4 separate regions of the Homo sapiens genome follow, and regions 1, 3 and 4 are each linked to region 2. A link is a contact called in ENCODE Hi-C or POLR2A ChIA-PET data. All regions are on one chromosome and are shown on one strand. The core of a region is the stretch at or near the end of the contact, and the rest is flanking DNA. Distances in the headings are between cores, read along the strand shown.

Region 1 (2,848 bases), core at 226-2,725, 2.0 Mb before region 2:
CATCCCCCAGCACCGACGTTTTACAATGTCTTCTCTGAAAAACAGATTTAAAGGGGAGACTAAGAAATCCCGGCCGGGCGCAGTGGCTCACGCTTGTAATCCCAACACTTTGGAAGCCCGAGGCGGGCGGATACCCTAAGGTCAGGAGTTCGAGACCAGCCTGGCTAACATGGTGAAACCCCGTGTCTACTAAAAATACAGAAAATTAGCCGGGTGTGGTGGCCGGCGCCTGTAATCCCAGCTACTCGGGAGGCTGAGGCGGGAGAATCGCTTGAACCCGGGAGGCGGAGGTTGCAGTGAGCCGAGATCGTGCTATTGCACTCCAGCTTGTGCAACAAGAGCGAAACTATGTCTCAAAAAAAAAAAAAAAAAAAAGTAAGAAAAAAAGAAAAAGAAATCCCTTAAGAGGAAAGTTACATATTATAATTATTCACAAAGGAAACAACCCAAAGCAAAAGAAATCTGAGAGCCGCTCCGGCCTGCGAGAGACCTGGTTATGCCTGTTCCCTTTTCATCAATTATACCCCACCCCTTTTAAATGTTTCTTCATCATCAAAATCCTAAATCTGATCATTTCCTGAGTTAATCTGAAGGAGGCCTCCAGCGCTGTGCACACTCCCAGCAAAACACAAGGATTTTAGGGCACACTAAGAGCCACAGAGAGCACCGCTCCCGCCCCACAGGTACAGGACCCCAAAGGCACTTAGATCTCCCGTTTCCGCCACCGACTTGTTGCTCCTTCCCAAATACCTGTTTATCTCCACCCTTATCCCCATCGCCATTTCCCCCCTTAGCTCCTGAAGCGATTAACCAGCAACAGTGAGAAACAATGAGAGAGAGAGAGAGTAGAGGTAAGCCAGAGGAAACGAATGTCTGCGTGGCAAGGTTTCCTTAGGCAGTTTGTCAGGCACTGCTGAAGGCAGCCTGGAAGGAAGCCGGACCCTGAGGCCGGGGAGAGAGGGCCTTGTGTTTGGAGCCCGATGCACTGATTGGCCGCGGCCGGGGAAAAACCCGGATGAGCTGGGCAGCAGTGTTGGCAGTCGCGGCTGCGAGATTTGGGCACTTTTGGGGGTGCCGGTGGCCCGGGCCGATGGCGCAAGGTTGGGCAGGATTCTCTGAGGAGGAACTGAGGAGACTAAAGCAGACTAAAGGTTACAAGATGGGTTTACAGTGGTTTAATTCTTGGGTCTTAAGGGGAAGAGGCGGGGATGCAGCTTTGGCGGGGAAAGGGGGCGTGGAAGCGGCTACGTTTGTGTTAGCGGAAGGCGCTGTAAGTACGTGGACTGGATTAGGGGGTTTCAGAGGAGGACTTACTGGGAGTCACGACGGGAGGGGCAAGCCAGAGGACTGGGATCTTCTTTTAGAAAAAACGGTCCAGGAATCCACTGTAGGGATTTGACTCTTGTGAAAGGAATGGGACTTGGGAGAGGAAGTGAGCCTACAGCCGGGGTGTCTCCCTTAGGGAAGATTGCTGCAGGAATCAACGGTTGGAAGGTTAGGGTCAGGGTAAGGGAAGGAGGAGGGGCGCACACCGTATTAGAATTGTGATGAATTTATAGAAGCAGATGGTTGGAAAAAAGGAGCACAGGCGTCTGAATAAAGGCAAAAATTCGGTACTTTTCACAATTCATCTGGAGTGTTGCATTCACTTCTGGTTGCCAGATGATTTTTGCAGTACTTCCCAATTTTTGAGAATCAGCAAACCAAAAGGGTCTTTGAGAGGGTAGATGTGAAGACTTTATATGTTTATATACATACAGTCTTACTGACTTTGGAGTAAGCTAACCTTGTGCTTCTCTCTCTGGCTTTATAGAGTAATCATTGAATGGGCTTGTACAATTTTTTTGTTGTTGTGGAAGGAATTAAGTTTGCTGATTGTTGGTGGAAAACTTAGTAATATTAATTGCACTTTGCTTGTGGTTGAAATTTCGCAGTGATCTGTATGGTTATCGTGGTAGTACACACAATTTCTGTAAGAAGTGTACATCACTCTTGGTACCTTAATTCAAATACTTTATTTTGGTAGCAAATGAAGTAAACCTTTTGTTAGCGTTTGTGGGGAAATTGGATGTTGCTCTGGTAGCTTGTGCATTTTTAGCATAAATATGAGAATAATCTAGGGCAGACAAGTGGGAAAAGAAGTAAATTAGTAAGATAGGGCCAATGTAGATTATATCGACTGGGGACATTTTGACTGGTCCAGGGGACTTTAAAAACTCTATCATAAAGGTTAGGCTAAGCTATGTAGTTAACTGACTCTGTGTTGCTTGATATACTCAAATTCTTTTGCTTTGTGTTTTCAACATCCATTCACATACTTTGATATACAGGGTACAAGTGCCCTGGCCTCTGGTCTGACTCCAGTAGACTCATGAGGAGACAAACCACAAAGTTATGTGATAGTAGATATTGCAAGAACTTGCTTCAGAGACAAGAGGAACCTCACTCTGCCGGGGATTGGATGGAGCTTGGGAAGATTTCACAAAGTTTGTGTGTTAGCAGAGGCGCATTTTCCAGGGTAAAGATGACTTAATATAAAAATCTAAATTAAACAACATATTCATTATGTAGAAGTATATTTTGAAATATCTTTGCAACCGGGGGTAGATAGAGGATGGTGAGGACCTGAACTTCAAGGCCCACTGTAGTGTGGAAACCAAATCGCTAGTCCGTGACCACCTCGAGGACGGAAAATATCTTAACCTCCTTGTATACCCGTAGCTAAACACAGTGATTGGCATATAGAACTTCCAGCTCTTCCTCTAAATCTTTTCTCCTTGGATTCCTTATTTGTAAAATTAGAGGATTTGGCCCTTTAATTTTAAAGCCATTTCTAGCTGTTCTCTAT
Region 2 (2,804 bases), core at 93-2,592:
GATAAGTGGAACTGTACCTAATTACTGCCAGAAAAGGCAGTTCAGGGTGAACTCCTTTAAAACAAAAATTATCACCCTTTGTATAATTTCTCTAACATCAAATTGACTTATATCCAAGAATCACAGAGCGGATCAAATCATTCAGTTCTTTGGGACTATAATTAACATCCAATTCAACTTAGAAGGTTCATAAGGAAATTCCGCGGCTCAAAATTAGGCGTTAGGTGGGCATTTTACTGAGGGTTTTTTCCCTACGGCCACATGAACAATAAGTAACCCGTCCTTTAAACATTTTTCACACTAAACATTATGCCATGTTCCAAGGCACAGACCATTGCAGCCTCCGTCCCCTCAGCGGCGTAAACACTTGGAATGGGCATGCTGCCCCGTTACTTAGTATTGAGAAGTGGTCACTTTTTGCTCTTCTTAGGTGAGTGTAAGCGACTGCCTTCCCCACTTTAGGTGAACCCCAGGACTTGGAGCGTCTGTGGGTGCTCCTCTAATGGGGACAACTCCTCCCTTCCGACTCCATCGCAGAGAACCCAAAGTTCGAAACCAACAGAACGAAAAGCAACGAAGCACACTTAAAGTGAGGAACCCGGCAAGCGGCGAAATTCTTGCTGAAGAGAAGAAAAAGCGAAAGGTTTTCCGCTGCAACCAATCAGATGAGAGGATTCTTGGCACGCCCCTTTCTATCTACCAATCAACATCTAGCTCAATGGGGCAGTCCATTGCCACAGGGAAAGGGCTTGGTGCAGCTTCCCTCACAACACACACGTCATTCTAGGCCATTCCACGAACTGTGCTCAAAAGAGGAAAACAGTGCAACAGTTCCAAAGCTGATCAGTCTCGTGGTGAGCAGCGAAACTATAGACTTCTCTAACAAAACCATGGATTCTAGGAGGGACTGGGAAAGAGAAAAACGAATTCTGGAAGGCAAACTACAACTCCCAAAGGCCCTTGCGCGGACTCAGCGCGCGAGGGACGAAGGGCGGTCCACTGTAAGGGGAAATGCTGAGGATCACTGGGCTCCTCCCGGCTTTCTGAACGCAAGCCAGCAAGTGGGCGGGACCTGGGGCGGGCGGAGCGGCGAGAGCATCTGCTCCTGCGCTTTGTGGTCTCCTGCCTCCGGCTTCTCCGCCTGCGACGTCGAAGGGGGCGTGGCCTGCGCAGAGGCTGGTGGGGGTGCGGGCGCCGCGGGACTTGGGTGACGCGTCCCTTTCCAGCTCAGCGGTGTGTGAGGTGTCGCGGCCCCGCCGGCGATTGGCTGTTGAGAGGCGAGTACGCGGCGGCCGTTGGTCGCTGGCCTCACGGAGCAAGGCCCCCGGCGGGCGGGGAGGATATGGGGCGGCAGTGGCGGCTGCAGGAGGCGGGCGTGGACGAGCCGGTGGCTGCAGCGGCGGCGGTCCCCGGAGTCCTGTGAAGCGCCCCTGTCCGCGCCTCTGTGGGGCCCTCAGAGAGGGCTGCCAGGACGCGAGCCACTGAGGAGCCGCTCAGCCAGCGCCATAGCCCTTAGGACTATCGGTCACATTCTCGCGCTCCTGCTCCGGCTCCTCCATCTTGGCCTCGGCAGTGGCGGCTGCCGGGAGGATGTGCCGCCTTCTGGCAGGGGGAAGAAGGAGGAGAAGATGAAGAAGCACCGGCGGGCCTTGGCCCTGGTCTCCTGCCTCTTTCTGTGCTCTCTGGTCTGGTGAGTAGCCGCGACGACAAGGGAGTTCCCGTGAGGGGAGTAAATGGGAGGGAGCAGCCCAGGTCACACCCCCTGGTCATTTTGGCTTTTAGGGTCCGGGTTTCCAAGGCCCCCGTGGAAGGGACAAACCGATTACTTCTCGACTCTCCATCTGACTGGTCTGGTAGTGCTCTGTGCGGAGATTTTCATGGTGTATTTTGGAATTTACAGAGACTCAGTGGGAGAGAGAGAGGTGCCAAGGTAGAGGGAACCACCAAGTGCCTTTGTACTCAGTTCCTCTACCCCTTGGAGACGGTGCAGGGTTTGGGGTGGGTGTTCAGATTGATGGTAAGTAAGTTGCTCCGATTTGCCGCCAGTCTTTGCGTTCTTAGTGTGGTAAGGGGATAAAGCACGTCGGATGTGATGCGTTCCGGACGTGCGATTTTAAAACGTGAGTGGTCATGAAGGTAAGAGTAATGTATAAGCAGTAGTTCTCCTGGACATTTCTCGCACAGCGTTTGATCCCAAGTACACTCGGGCCGCTGTTTTTGGAAACTTGGGGGGCGTGTGTGTATGTGTGTTATGAAGCACTTTTTCAATTGGTTTGGTGGAGAGGGTGTCTTAGATGTAGTGTGTGTAGTAGTTTTTGGTAATGCCCCTTAGTGACGGGAAGGTAAATGCTGTATTTTCAAGGCGGGAAGAGTGCTTTGTCCCTAAAGCACTCCTTAAGTTTTACGGAGTTTCTGTTAATCCCAGGCACTTCTGGAGTTTTTTGAGGAGCAGAGAAAGCTTGTAAGTCGAGGGACTGCTGTCACCGTACTTGGAAAAGCCATTCTTTCCTCCCAGGGAATTTCTTCAAAGATGTGTGACAATTGATGACTGAAAAGATGCTTCTTCAGTCTAGGCGATTTGCTGTTTGTTATATTAAAATAGAAATTAAGTTTCCTGTTTTGCTTATTTCTGCAAAGCACCAACACTATTTTCATTTTTATGGATGCCTTATGGATTCCAGAAGCACTGAAATTGTAGAGTTGTTGCTCACATAAAATAATACATAAACAAGGGGAAGAGAAAACACTCGCCTGGCTGAGGGATTTTTATTGGAAGAATGATAGAAGTTTTTGAGAACAAAAAC
Region 3 (2,830 bases), core at 246-2,745, 2.7 Mb before region 2:
GGCTGTTTTCCATGTGGCTCCAAGTTCCTTGAACTGCTGGCTGCACTGAGTGGACTGTCTGTGTCTTGAGAGGGAGCTGCATTTTCCATTGACTTATGTTCCCACAAGTGATCCTGAGGCAAGTCAAATTGTTCTGCAGAACATTTTCTGTCCCTCTCTTCTCCTTTTTGACTTTCTGAGACTGACAGCTCTTTTGAGGAATCCAGGGTCAAAGCTCCATCTCTAATGGGTGTTAATTCATTTTCCAGATGGTCTTCTATAGTGAAATTAAACTGAAAGGTCATCCTCTTATTAAATGCACACAATCTTTAAATTCAGATTCTTCAACTTCTGGATAGAATTTGATGATACACACAAATCTGCCTCAATTATTCAATTAGTTTTGTTGGGCCCAATTTCTCTTTAGCAGCTTATACATGGTAACAAATATTTAGAGATATTTCCAAATGACTTTTTAGACGTCTTTGGTCCTCTTTCCAAGCAGCTCTGGAAAGAAAAAAAAAAAAAAAAGAAAGAAAATGATGATTAAAGCAAAATGGCACATTTCACTAAAGTGTAATATTAAACAGCCACCCCCACCCCTCCCTGTCCCACCATACAGCTGCTTTTTCTTAAAAAGTTGTGGGGAAGAGAGAGAGATAAGAGATTTGGACACTCATACACACCTTAAGGGTTCCAAAGTGGGAGAAGAAAATCAACTATAAAAACAAACAGAAGAACAACAGCAACCACCACCACTACCACCTGGACAAACATAAAGTCCAAGATATTCAGACAGGACAGCCTAGCTACTTGCTGTCTTTCAGCTGTCTTGATTTGTGTCCAACCATATTCACCCCCTAAGCTTCCAGAATAACTTCACTTCTGTCTTTTACAGAAGAGGTGCAGTATTTTATTTTGGTAAGTCAGCGTCCCTTTAAAAACATGCATAGGTATGGCCTGGTGTGTGTAAATTCATCCAAGACTTCACTCCAAACATTTAGTCGAGAACAGCAGCCCTAAGTGTATAGAAGTGGGGGTAATTTGGCAATAATTAGTAAAGACTAATTCGGTGGCAGAGCAAACGCAAACTAGGGCACTGCAGTAGTTTGGAGAGACCTGTAGAAATAAGAAGCAACTTTATTGAGAATCTTCTATCTACTGCGCTAGACACTATACCATCTGCCTCAATTTTCACAGTTCTGGCAAGTGGGATCTTTGTTCCCTTTATACAAGATTTACAATTTGGGGGAGAGGCGGGTCACCCAGTCCCGCGGCTAGGAACGCGCCTCTTTCCTCTCCCATCACGCTGCAAGGCTTGGAGTCACTTCCGGCTGCAGGTCCCGGAACAAATCCGACCCCAGAAGTGGGGACTTCTGGCCCTCACCTCCCCATTTGAATGTAATGTTTACAGTGATCCAGACCTGGGGATGCTTGCTTCCCGACGTGTCCTGGGATCGCGCTTCTGAAAAAGCTCACCTCACAACGCCTCCTCCGGACCTAAATCGCGCACCAGTGAGTCGAGTCCTCCAGGGGCTAGAGAAGCCCGACTTTCTTTCCGGCCTTGAGGGACCCGGGCTCACCAAGAAACCAGCCGCCCTCCTCTCTATGGTTTTGGAGCCGGCGGAGAGCGCGCAAGGGTTGGCGGGACTGCGAGTTTCCGGTCTGGGCTTTGGCGGGTCTGGTTTGAAGCTCTCCTGTTTGACGAAAGTATGTCTCAGGAAGGTGCGGTCCCAGCTAGCGCGGTTCCCCTGGAAGAATTAAGTAGCTGGCCAGAGGAGCTATGCCGCCGGGAACTGCCGTCCGTCCTGCCCCGACTCCTCATATCCTTCCTTGGTTGTCACTTCTACCTAGAGAAGGGTGTGGGCGGGTCGCGAACCTTTCTCTTCTGTCCCTTCAGACCCACCGCCAGGCTGGGTTATATTACCGCGGCCTGAACCCCCTCTTTTCTTTGTCAGTGAGTGGGATGAAAAGTGAGGGACTGGAGGGGAAGCGACAACCGTGGTAGATTTAAGTAAGGCTTTGGCCCTGGAAAGCCTCGCGGACGTGTTCTGACCCAAGGTTTTAGCAGTGGATGTGGCGTTTTCTTCCATTCCTTCTTTCAGTTTTTCTGTACTCGTTGCTTGCAATTAAGTGTAAATACTTTTGCTAGTGGATAATGGGGGAGGCAAGGACTGAGACCTGCGGTATGACGATAGCTCTGGCTCTTAATAGTTTGAGGTAAAGCGAGATACTCTGAGCTTTTGTCTCCCGTAAAAAGGGTGGTGAATATGAATAAGGGCTTTCTTAGCGTTATAAGAATTAAAGGGCATAGTTCTGTGGTGTGAAATCTTTAAAAGATGTTCAGTAAATAAAAATGATTTTCCTCCTTCCCCTCTCAGACCTCTTTTTCTTCTTTCTTTCTTTTTTTTTGACAAGTTCTCACTCCTCTCACCCAGGCTGGAGTCTTTCTGAAAGAGTTCTTCCGCTTGTTGTTGGCTTTCAACTGTTGGATTTGAGGCGCTTAGCGCCTTCTTCGTCCGGGTGCAGCACATTCTTGATTGGTCTCATGCCTTTGTGGTTGTAAATGTGCCTGGAATCCTAGCCTTTCATGGTAAACCATATGTATATGTATCTTTTTCACAACATTTGAGCCCAGCTTTATACAATTACACTCAAAAGAAAAAAAGTAACCTTCACTTGAGAGAATCTCAATACTGCACAAATATTGTGCAGCTAAAGCCCTATGTAATCACATAGAAGTCATTCACCTAGGCATTAGCAAAATCTCAGAAGGTGCCAAAGCCCCCTTTTTTAGTTTTTGTGTAGGTACAGAACTGCCGTCTTCAAGGAGTTTCAACTTGAAAACAAA
Region 4 (2,777 bases), core at 67-2,566, 2.5 Mb before region 2:
ATTGTTTGAATCCCTTCTATGAGTCTACTAACACTTGGAAGATCTTTCTGTGATGATGAGAGCTCAGCCAAGCCAGAATAAAAATATTCACTGCAAGTGTATTATGACTTGAAATAATACCACCACCTTACATTCATGTTTCATTTTTTAAAAGTATTTCATCTTTCGTCCTTGTATCTCTCAGAAGGTAACGCCTGTCCCATTTTCAGATGAGGAAACCGTGCCCAAAGGAATACATGCGACTTTTCCAGGGTATTTACTGAATCAGTACTGAATTAAAATTTTTTTCTATTGGATCACTGCTTACTCTTGGTTCAGTGGGAGGTATCTTTTTTTTTTTCCAAATCAGGAATGATCTGAGTATTTGCCAGCACCCAAATAATCCCAACAGACTACAATTTTTTTGAGTAACTGATACTATATTTAAAAGAAATTATGGCCTATTTTATTGTCATCAAACTTCTGAACAAACCTCTTAATAATTACTAAATGTCCTACAAAAATTATGTTGTATACATGGGAGTCAAATGGATGACATGGATGCGGAAAGCAGAAAGAGACTGGAAATCAACATCTCAATTCAGCCTTCCAAAAAGTAGAATCCACCACTTCTTTCCCCTTCATCATTTCAAAAGCCCATGGCAATGAACCCCAAACTGAGGCCTGAGGGCGGATGCACCAGACTTTATTCCCAGGCTCTCATGGGATTTATCTATTATGGGAAAATGGAGAGTCTGGGAAGAGGCGAAAAAAAAAACAAAAGACGCGGTTTACCTTGCCCTACCTCCCTCTCCCCCTGGAATAAGGTGATGTAGCGAAGAAACCATCTTTCAATGCTGTCAGGGCTCCGCCGAGTCAGGTCAAAGGACTTTGAAACCCCCCCAGAGCTCTCCTTTTTTCTCCACTTCACCTTTTCCCTCTCCTTTCGGTGACTTCTCTCCCTGCTTCCCATCCCGTCTGCTAAACTAGCGTTGCCCAGTGACATCTCACAGCCAACCCAAGAACATCTTCAGGGCCCTGGCAAGGAGGGTAGGACAGAGCCTTGGGGAGTCGTCACCTTTTGAGGTATCTGGCGTCCTCCCCTTGCATGGCGGCAGCGGCAGCGGCGTGGAGAGGATGGGGTATCTTGAGAGGCAGGCGCGGTTATTTCCGGGGACGGTGGCCAAAGTACCCTCACACCCAGAGGCGATGACAGTCCTGAGGCCTGCAAGGCGGGGCAGCAGCGGCGCTGTGGTTACCACGGTGAAGCCTCCAGCTCCTCCCACAGCTTCTGTGCCCCAAAACACTGGAGCGGCCCAGACCCGCCCAGAGTCGCCTAAGCCGGGCCGTCACGACGCATGCGCTTGCTCTGCACCTCTTGTATGCGCAGGCTCAGTCTGAGGCGGTGGCCTCAGAGTTTGACGCACCGGGGAGCCGAGCAGGGAAGTTTTGGTGCAGTTTTGAGCGTCCGTGTATAAGGAGTGGCTCCGTAGTCACCGCCCCCTTGAGGATGGGAATAGAAAGGGCTGTCAGGTCAGCTTGAAAGGAGAGAGGGGAATCCGATAACCTTTTAGTTAGCGAATGCTATACAGCAGTCCAGCTAATAAGGGAGGTTTCTATTTGGGGGCCTGAATGGCCCTGATTGCACTTACAAGCTCTAACTTATGGAGATAATCTGACCGTTGTACAAAATGGATATAACTTTGAAGGCGGCAAGTCTGTCACTTTGATGTCTTAAATCTAGAATACACCTCCCCCAACCAAAACAAACAAACAAACAAACAAACAACAGCAACAAAAAACAGTTCCTGAAATTCCAACTCCACCAATTATCCTGAACTCAAGGTATGTTTAGAATTGCTTCTTCTGAGGCAGGCAATTGTTAGCAGTGCAGGGCATAGGAAAGAAGGGTTCTTTTTTAACTGCATGTTCTCTGGTTTAAGATCTATTCCCATGGGTTCAGCTATTATGTCTATGCAAATGATATAGGTTCATTTATTTGGTAAATGTGAATTGAGGGCTGGCTGTGTGCCAAACACCAAACCAGGCTCTAGGGATGCAAAGAAAGCACCTCTACTCCCCCTGCTCACCTATAATCTTGTCACTTATTCACTGTCTTCTAGTCCTGTTTTCCCAGTTGCTTTGAGACGTGCACGTAGTTGCTCTGCTGCTTTTTTCAAATGTAGTACATTGATGCAATTATTGATTATCCGTTATGTGTAAAACACCATGTTAAGGCACTGCATGGTATATTAAATATAGAAATACAGTCCTTACCCAACAAAATATATTTTTATCTTCCCACCCATTCACACCAGCTACACTATTTCTGTAGATGTTATAGTCATTCTTTCATTCTGAAAGGGAAGAAAATTTGCAGCTAATTTTGACTCCTTCCTCTGTATCATGCCCTCTTACTAAAGTGTTACAAAATTCTATCTTTTCTTCCTTCAAGATATTCAGGTAGTCCAGTTTTTTTCTACATTCTTACTTCTACCAATAGTCTAATCACTTTATACCTAGAGTACTGCAATTCCTTCCTCATTGGACTTCCTATTTTTTGTTTTTCTAAATATTAATTCTGCAAACTAATGTAAAATTTTACAAATTATCATTTATAACACCTTTAATGGTAATATAGCAGGCTAGATTACTTTAAAATCTTCACAATACGTAAAATTGGAAGACCAAAATATACATTAAAATGCATAGATAATATAACAAGGATTTTTGGAATGTAAGTTAGCTCCTTGAGCTCAGAGAACTTATTTCGTTCACTTTTGCATTCAGCCCATAGT

What was found. Hi-C counts contacts between places; a loop is a spot of excess contacts on that map. ChIA-PET counts read pairs that join two places held with the same protein, here RNA polymerase II (POLR2A). Pooled maps may share reads with other maps.
Region 1: a map of naive thymus-derived CD4-positive, alpha-beta T cell shows a loop between it and region 2 (21-fold over the local background). The contact joins the promoter of GORAB-AS1 here to the promoter of SUCO in region 2. A Hi-C loop is called at or near these places in 1 of 168 maps with a recorded cell type or tissue (naive thymus-derived CD4-positive, alpha-beta T cell), 1 of 37 single-sample maps with no recorded cell type and 11 of 50 pooled maps. POLR2A ChIA-PET finds 5 or more read pairs at or near these places in 1 of 52 experiments (T-cell).
Region 3: a map of naive thymus-derived CD4-positive, alpha-beta T cell shows a loop between it and region 2 (5-fold over the local background). The contact joins the promoter of METTL18 here to the promoter of SUCO in region 2. A Hi-C loop is called at or near these places in 1 of 168 maps with a recorded cell type or tissue (naive thymus-derived CD4-positive, alpha-beta T cell), 2 of 37 single-sample maps with no recorded cell type and 8 of 50 pooled maps.
Region 4: a loop to region 2 is called in a map of CD8-positive, alpha-beta T cell, with 21 times the contacts of the local background. The contact joins the promoter of KIFAP3 here to the promoter of SUCO in region 2. A Hi-C loop is called at or near these places in 3 of 168 maps with a recorded cell type or tissue (B cell and CD8-positive, alpha-beta T cell), 1 of 37 single-sample maps with no recorded cell type and 12 of 50 pooled maps.

What each region holds. Positions count from the first base shown.
Region 1 is chr1:170,531,134-170,533,981 of GRCh38, forward strand. GORAB-AS1 (GORAB antisense RNA 1) reads right to left here and starts at 1,476. Exons shown (of 3, transcript NR_125958.1): 1 at 1,315-1,476. It overlaps GORAB (golgin, RAB6 interacting), which reads left to right and starts at 1,033. Exons shown (of 5, transcript NM_152281.3): 1 at 1,033-1,151. The coding sequence starts at 1,091.
Region 2 is chr1:172,531,808-172,534,611 of GRCh38, forward strand. It overlaps SUCO (SUN domain containing ossification factor), which reads left to right and starts at 1,343. Exons shown (of 24, transcript NM_014283.5): 1 at 1,343-1,690. The coding sequence starts at 1,629. RefSeq lists enhancers at 542-651, 712-961, 1,572-1,731 and a silencer at 1,282-1,451.
Region 3 is chr1:169,793,412-169,796,241 of GRCh38, forward strand. It overlaps METTL18 (methyltransferase 18, RPL3 N3(tau)-histidine), which reads right to left and starts at 1,496. Exons shown (of 2, transcript NM_033418.4): 1 at 1,404-1,496; 2 at 1-486. The coding sequence starts at 284. FIRRM (FIGNL1 interacting regulator of recombination and mitosis) reads left to right here and starts at 1,629. Exons shown (of 25, transcript NM_001320047.2): 1 at 1,629-1,704; 2 at 2,418-2,572. RefSeq lists an enhancer at 1,229-1,548.
Region 4 is chr1:170,073,379-170,076,155 of GRCh38, forward strand. It overlaps KIFAP3 (kinesin associated protein 3), which reads right to left and starts at 1,317. Exons shown (of 20, transcript NM_014970.4): 1 at 1,058-1,317. The coding sequence starts at 1,089. RefSeq lists enhancers at 1,126-1,185, 1,246-1,545.